Regions from separate parts of the Mus musculus genome. Here region 2 is linked to region 1. A link is a loop called in an ENCODE intact Hi-C map of the cell type or tissue named here. Cell type or tissue: heart. All regions are shown on one strand. Each heading gives the region's core, and the rest is flanking DNA. Links, peaks and the distances in the headings are about the cores only.

Region 1 (3,320 bases), core at 377-2,876:
GGCTGAGCTACTCTTGACCTCTCTAGACTTGAGAATGCTGCCAAGGGCATCGTGGCCCTCTGTGTTTGTGAGTTGACTTTGTTTTTTTGGAAGCCTAGGGTTTGATGAAGGAGCTCCCTGGCTGCGGGGATCAGTGGCAGCCATCAGTGTCGCCTGCTTCTCTCTGCCCTCGTGTTGATATGAGTTGATTTCTGTGTGAGGAAACAGCTGAGGAGAACTGAGAAGTAAGACTAGGGATGGAAGGGCCGGGCTGTGCCCCTTGCACCATCTTCATGTGCACTACAGAGTGGGTGTCTGCCTGCTGGCTCCCTCTGGTCCCCAGATTTGGGCCCTGGGTGTACTGTGCATCCCCCATCTCCACGGTTACTTTTCTGACTGCAAGTCTCTGTGCTGATTTGGAGTGTCAGATATAGGCAGGCCAGGGACTTAGGACCTTTGGAGGTTCTTGGACTTAGACAATTCTCAGTGACGTGTGCAGGAATGCTGGGCTTGAATACCATGCACGGGTGAGTGGGGTTCATTTGGTGCCGTAGGTATCGAGCATCTGGGACCGAGATGACCATGTAGCTGCCGACTTGCACACTTCAGAGCATATCGTTGAACTCTGTGGTGTCACCATTTGCACAGCAGCTGCGGTATTCCGGTGACTCCTGCCCAGCCTGGTTCTTGTGAATAGCCCCTGTTCCTACCACACAAGGGTGTTTTTGAAAAAGACCATGAGGATGGACGCTGGTCAGGAAATCTGAGACTAGTCTCTGGATTTTCCCTGCTTGGTTTTGGGAAGTTGCCATATTTTGTGATAGCATTTAACAATCACAGGATTTTGTTTTGTTTTGTTTTGTTTTTTTTCCTTTTTAATATAACATTGTGTCTTAGACTTTTTTGAAATCTACCTCTGGATGAACAAACACTAGACATTGTCTTCTTCACTTAAAAAGCACCAAGAAGTTTAAGCTAAAAGACATTCTGCTTCTTTTGGGGGGAGGGTAGCAAGAAAATTATATATACTTATAATTTTTTCCAGTAAGGGTACTTAAAAGCTTCTATTTAAAATTATGGGGTTTAAAAACTTTAAGTTGTACTTAAAATACTTTTTTTTTTAAATATCTTTTAATAGAGAGGGCTTACTAAAAGAACAGGGAATTGTTGGCAGGCAGAATTTGTCTTGATAAGAGGACAGATAGAGGTAGTACGACAGATCAGCTAGAAGGCTGGCCCTTTGAGCCTTTGGATGGGAATTCTTCCTCTACCTGAGGCTTTAGCACACTGAGCCATGGGCTTGTAAGCCCCGCGTCTGTCTTTGTTAGTGCCATTTCTTCCCCAGATGGATGTCCATGCTGAGGAAATACACTGGGGCTTCTTGGAACCATACTGGCACCTACTGACCAGTGGATGTGCCAGGAGCAAAAGTGCTTACTGCGAGAGGAGAGCAGGCATGCATCCTCCCTCACTGCGAGAGGAGAGCAGGCATGCGTCCTCCCTCACTGTGAGAGGAGAGCAGGCATGCGTCCTTGCTCAAGTTTCCTGGACAGTTTCCTTTTGAGGAGTTTGTTTTTGCATTTGTTGGTTAGTTGCACATGATTTTGCTTTTGTCCAACTTCTTCAGTCAGTCTCCCCTCCTTGATACACATGGCTAAAGGTGCACAGGGGTTGGGTCGGAGGGAATATCATCATGCACACAAATTTTCCTTTATTTTAAAGACTTATTTTAGTTATATGTGCATGTGCCACGTGCACATGAGTGCAGGTACACACCGAAGTCAGAAGAGGGCACTGTGTGGGTGCTAGGAGGAGCTGTGTGGCCTCTCAGCCACTTGCCGTCTCCCCAGCCCCAGCTCATGCGTATTTTAAGACAGAAGAAACATTGAAAGGTGTTTTAGTTTTGCCGAGATCAGAAATGTACAATTCTACTTTCTCAGACTTTTATTCTTGTTAAAGGCTAAGATGTGTCTAACTGTGTTCCTCTGTTTATTTTACTTCTCCTGACAAACGTAAAATCTGTGTTAGAGTCTCATTTCAGTGTCTCCATGCTCAGTAAAATGGAAACCTTTGAACATTTTAATCACGGGAGCTGGTGGTTGAGTCTGACAGTAGGTTTTTGTCTTAGCTGTTTAGTTTGTTGAATGTCAGTGACTATGCACCTTCCGTGGTTCATACACATGGAGATGAGCCATCTCTGTTGTCAACACCACTGCCTTTCAAGAACTTTGCTAGACGTGAGGGTGAGAGTATGATACACCTGCCCAAGCCATAGTGGAAGCACGTGGAAGCAAATGATTCGGAATGCAAGTAGGAATTAGCAAGCTAGAGAGGGGTCGCATCGTTCAGTGCCGTCTAGAGGGACAGCATGCAGTGGTGCCATTAATAGACTGACATGTCCTGGTTCTTCTGTGGGTTTTCAAACCATATGTTGTATATAGTGTAATCTTTAACATGCAAGGGCTGAAACTTACCTAGTTGAACTCATTTGCTTCAGCTCACAATTGGGGTCTAGTTGTTTTTTCTATAATCCCGATAAGAGAAAAGCAGAGGAGGAGGAGAAGAAGGAGGGGGAGGAGGAGGAGGGGGAAGAAGAAGAAGGAGGAGAAGGAGAAGGAGAAGGAGAAGAAGGAGACCACCATCACCACCACCACCACCACCATTGTATAGTAAACTCTGGTGTTACATAGTACATTGATGAGTTCAGGTTTTAGAATCAAGGATTAATATTTCATAGAAATGAATTTCTGTATAAAATGAAAATCCTAGATGCTGGGCATGGTGACTCACCTGAGAGGCAGGCAAGAGCTTTGCCAGGAGTTCAAGGGCAGCCTGGATCACACAGTCAGTTTCCGGCCAGTCTGGGCCGGAGTGAAACCCTGTTGCTTCTGTTTTTCCCAAACCACAGCAGGTTTCATTTTTGGGAAAGCAGCTGGGACGGGGAGCCCTCTAGATGTCCTGTCTGCATCAGGAATCGGCATATTTTAGGTCAGAAATATTTTCTACTGGTGATCTCTGAAGAACGCAGAGATCCTTGACATATTAGGGGAGGCATAAAAATCCGTGTCTCCCTGGTTGCTTTTCTCCTTTCTTTTAACCAAGACTGATTTCAGGAGGGAGACAACTACTCCCACGTTGCTTCTGTTTAAATGTGAGCTTCTGTGCTTCTGTTTGTTTGTATTTTTTTTTCATGGCTGACACGCCCTCCCCCCTCGGCGGCTGCCCCCCAAAAATGGAATAAAAAACAAAGTGGAAGCTTTGTTGTTTGAAATTGAAGGGTGCTGTGAGAATCACTGCAAATCCCTGCTGTCTCCGCCTGCCCTCAGTTCTCCTATTTTGGG
Region 2 (3,320 bases), core at 295-2,794, 190 kb after region 1:
CCACTGCCCCTGCACCCTGCAAGAATGCAGAGAACACTGGAAACTGTCCCCAGTCCCTGCTGCCTTACAGCCGTGTCTGTATGCTCCTTGGGGGCTGCCCTGACCTCTGGCTTCCTTTAAGAGCTTGACACTGACCCTGGCTATCTTCTGGAGAATGAGATAAGACTTCCCAACCTCTTCCCAGGACTTCACTAATCTCCTTGGGTCTCTCCCCAGGAGGAGACTAGAGCCAAAACATATAGCACGGGTCCTTCCATGGCTCTTTTCCAGACAGATCTTCCTCCCAGCTGTAGAAAACCTTTTTGTTTATTGCTGCATTCATGAGAACTGTGCTTAGGACAGATCCCATATATATATATTTGCACAAAAGCTTGTGGAAAAAAAAAGTCTAATCTTGCATTTAAAGTAGATGTGGAGAGCTTAGAAACTGATTTTTTTTCTTTCAACGGAGGCTGATGGCCAACATCATAGCTCTGTTGTCTGAGCAATGGCTCCTTGCCCTGGCCTGTGGGGCTCAATGAAGAGAAACAGAGAGACATTTAGACACAATGAAAACTGCACTGGCTAATATTTTTCAGAAATACTCCACCTTGTTATCATAACAATGGTGCTGGTTTCTCACAGCTACAATTCTAGCTGAGTCTGGTTCTGCATGTCTGGAATTTTGGCTACTCAGGAGAACAGTGCAGCATGACCTCAGAGCCCTGACCTGCCTGGGCGACACAGAGTTCAAGGCCAGTCTTGGAAGCTTAAACAGGCTCTGCTTCAGGTTTAAAAGAGAAAAGAAGAGAAAAGAAAAGAAAAGGAAAGGAAAAGGAAAAGAAAAGAAGCCTAGGGCTAGCCTGTAGATCTACAGCTCTGTGGCAGGACTTTCCCACCATGCACCAGACCAGTCCCCAGTATCACACAAGAAAGCTATAGTTCTAACCAGCTGTCATTTATTTAGCAATTATTTTGTGCTAGGCGGCGTGCTAACCACTGTGTTTGCATTAGGTATGCATTATCCCACCAGCTCTCCAGGCAACCCTGTGGGGAAAGTGTACATCAGTTCACTGTGCAGACAAGAAGTCAGAGTTGTACGAAGGTTAGGAGATTAGAAAGACCACTAAAGATAGAGAGCCTGGTGCGAGGACCTGTCTCTTGTCACCCCATGTGCAGCAATGAGGAGACTTGGCACCTGTGGCAGAGATGTGAAAAGACTCTAGGCTGCTGAGAACGCAGCGGCTCCTCAGAAGTCCCACTCCACTCCTGTCTCGTGGCCTTAACAGGTTTTCTTGTCCGTACCACGAGTGCCCATTCCCATCTGTCTGAGACAGTCTGGCTATTAAGTAGGACAGCCCGAATAAATATGAGTGGCTTGCAGGTTTTTGTTTTTTAAACATAGCTTGAGCATGACTAAGCCGGCTAGAGTCCCAACTCAGAGCCACACTGTCTAGACCATAGCTTCTCTTTTTCTTATTTGCTGTGGGAGTGTGAGGCGCAACAACTTCTTTCTGCCTCGTTTCCTCATCTGGGACGTGGTGGCAATATCAGGAACTATATAATGGGGGTGAGGGTGGGTTCTAGAGTATAAACTGCCCAGAGAAGGACCTGGTACCAAGGAATGCTGGGTAAACCCGAGGCACAACGGCGCATGGCCTCAGTTGGAAGCATTTCTAAGTGTTCCCACCAGGGGGCGCATGTCGGTAGCTGCAACAATGCAAGGCTAAGGTGAGAAAGAACGATGGAGAAAAGCAGAGGGGAGGAAAGAATCGAGGAGGAGCGCACAAAGGCACGGAGAAAAACAAAAGAGATAGGCGAATTGAAAATACGCCATGGGCTGAGGTCTTGGGTTGAATAAAAAAGAAAAAAATAAGTTGAATGTCAATATCTATCTGACTGTGGCTGCTGACCGGATACAACATGACCGCCACCGCTACCTCTTGCTCCTGCAGCGTTGCCCTTCCTGCTTTGAAGGATCGAATCCCGCCAAGCTACAAACCAAATAAACCCCTTTCTCCTCCAGCTGCATTTGTCAGGTATCTGGTCACAGCTGTGAGAAAAAGATGACCAATACGCGTTCCTTCCCATTTGTTAGCTCAGTGATTATCCTTCACTCACAGATCTGCTCACACACACAATAGAGCTAAATCTGTAAGAGCCTCGTGCTCCAGATCAGCTGGCACTGGTGCCTGGGAGATTGTAGCTAGAGAGGGCAAGAAGATGGAGCCAAGAAAGCACTTCAGTGCTAAGGAGCTGGCAGCAAGGCTCAGTTGGTAGAAGGTGTGCCTAGCTTGCATGAAAACCTGGCTTTGACCCTCCACTGTTTTGTAAAATCAAATGATGGCAATGCCTATACTCTCAGCACAAGGAGCCACAGGCAGGAGAGTCAGAGGTTCAAAGTCATCCTCAGCTACTTTGTGAGTTCAAGGCCAGTCTGGGCTGCATGAGACTTTGTTTCAAAGGAAAGAAAAGGGAGGGGGGAAAGAGAGAGATGGAGGGGGGAGTTGACAGGGAGGGAGGAAGAAAGAGAGAGAAGGGAGAAGAGAGAAGGGAGAGGGGAAAAGGGGAGAGGTAGATAGATAGAAAGAAAGGAAGAAAGGAAGAAAGAAAGAAAGAAAGAAAGAAAGAAAGGAAGGAAGGAAGGAAGGAAGAACACTAAGGAGCAGGGAACCTGTCTGAAATCAGTGTGAAAGCCCTGGAGATTTACAGGGAGCAAATGAAACAGAACAAAGAGTGCCACGCAGTCATCTGACTGGGAAAAGGTCAACACACTTAAACAGCTCTAGTCTGCCCACATCACCGTGGAAGACCTTTGCAGTGGTCTAGAGTGTAGGTGTGCAGCCACATTGTCACAGGGCTCGGATTGCTAGCCTGGTTGCCCCTTGGCCATCAGCCCCTCTTCACTTCTCCTCGTCTCTTCTTTATCAATTTCCAGTAAGAAACTGGAGCCTTCCTGAGTCACAGTCTCCTTTGCCACAAAGCCTTTCTCGTTCCTTTGGCCATGCTTGTCTTACAGATCCCCTATACTCAAACTTAGGGGCTTGCTGTTTCTGCACACATTCTGGTCCCCATGCCTCTGCCCAGCCCATTCCTTTTCTCTAAAAAGTCCTCTCTTCTCTCTATTGATGCACAGCCCACCCATCGTCACATTCTGCTAAGTTGCCGTTTGTCCCACCCCCTTCCAAAATGGCTCTTTCTCCTAATAATGCCCCCAACTCCCAGTTTATGTCTCTACTCGACAAAGCCTGACTGTGTCATTCTACCAATTGTTTGAGTGTGTTCACTGTAGTTACACATCCTGATCTAGTGAAATGGTAGCAGTCGATGAGCGTTGAGCC

Evidence for each region. A loop is a pair of places that touch in the nucleus more often than their neighbours do. Peaks named below come from ENCODE experiments on the same cell type or tissue, not always from the same donor. Only the 100,000 strongest peaks of a DNase experiment are listed, where the experiment ranks them.
Region 2: a loop joins it to region 1, with 2.1 times the contacts of the local background. A loop is called at or near these places in 1 of 42 quality-filtered maps.

What each region holds. Positions count from the first base shown.
Region 1 is chr3:98,039,641-98,042,960 of GRCm38, forward strand. All of the region lies in intron 1 of Notch2 (notch 2), which reads left to right. Among named protein-coding and RNA genes, the nearest start is that of Gm40103, 15 kb to the left of the region's middle. In heart, for the core only: a CTCF peak has its summit at 1,389; DNase peaks (open chromatin) are centred at 585 and 2,862; H3K27ac peaks cover 230 bases.
Region 2 is chr3:98,225,761-98,229,080 of GRCm38, forward strand. All of the region lies in intron 2 of Reg4 (regenerating islet-derived family, member 4), which reads left to right. Among named protein-coding and RNA genes, the nearest start is that of Reg4, 5.3 kb to the left of the region's middle. In heart, for the core only: a CTCF peak has its summit at 1,672 (motif pointing right); a DNase peak (open chromatin) is centred at 1,641; H3K27me3 peaks cover 639 bases.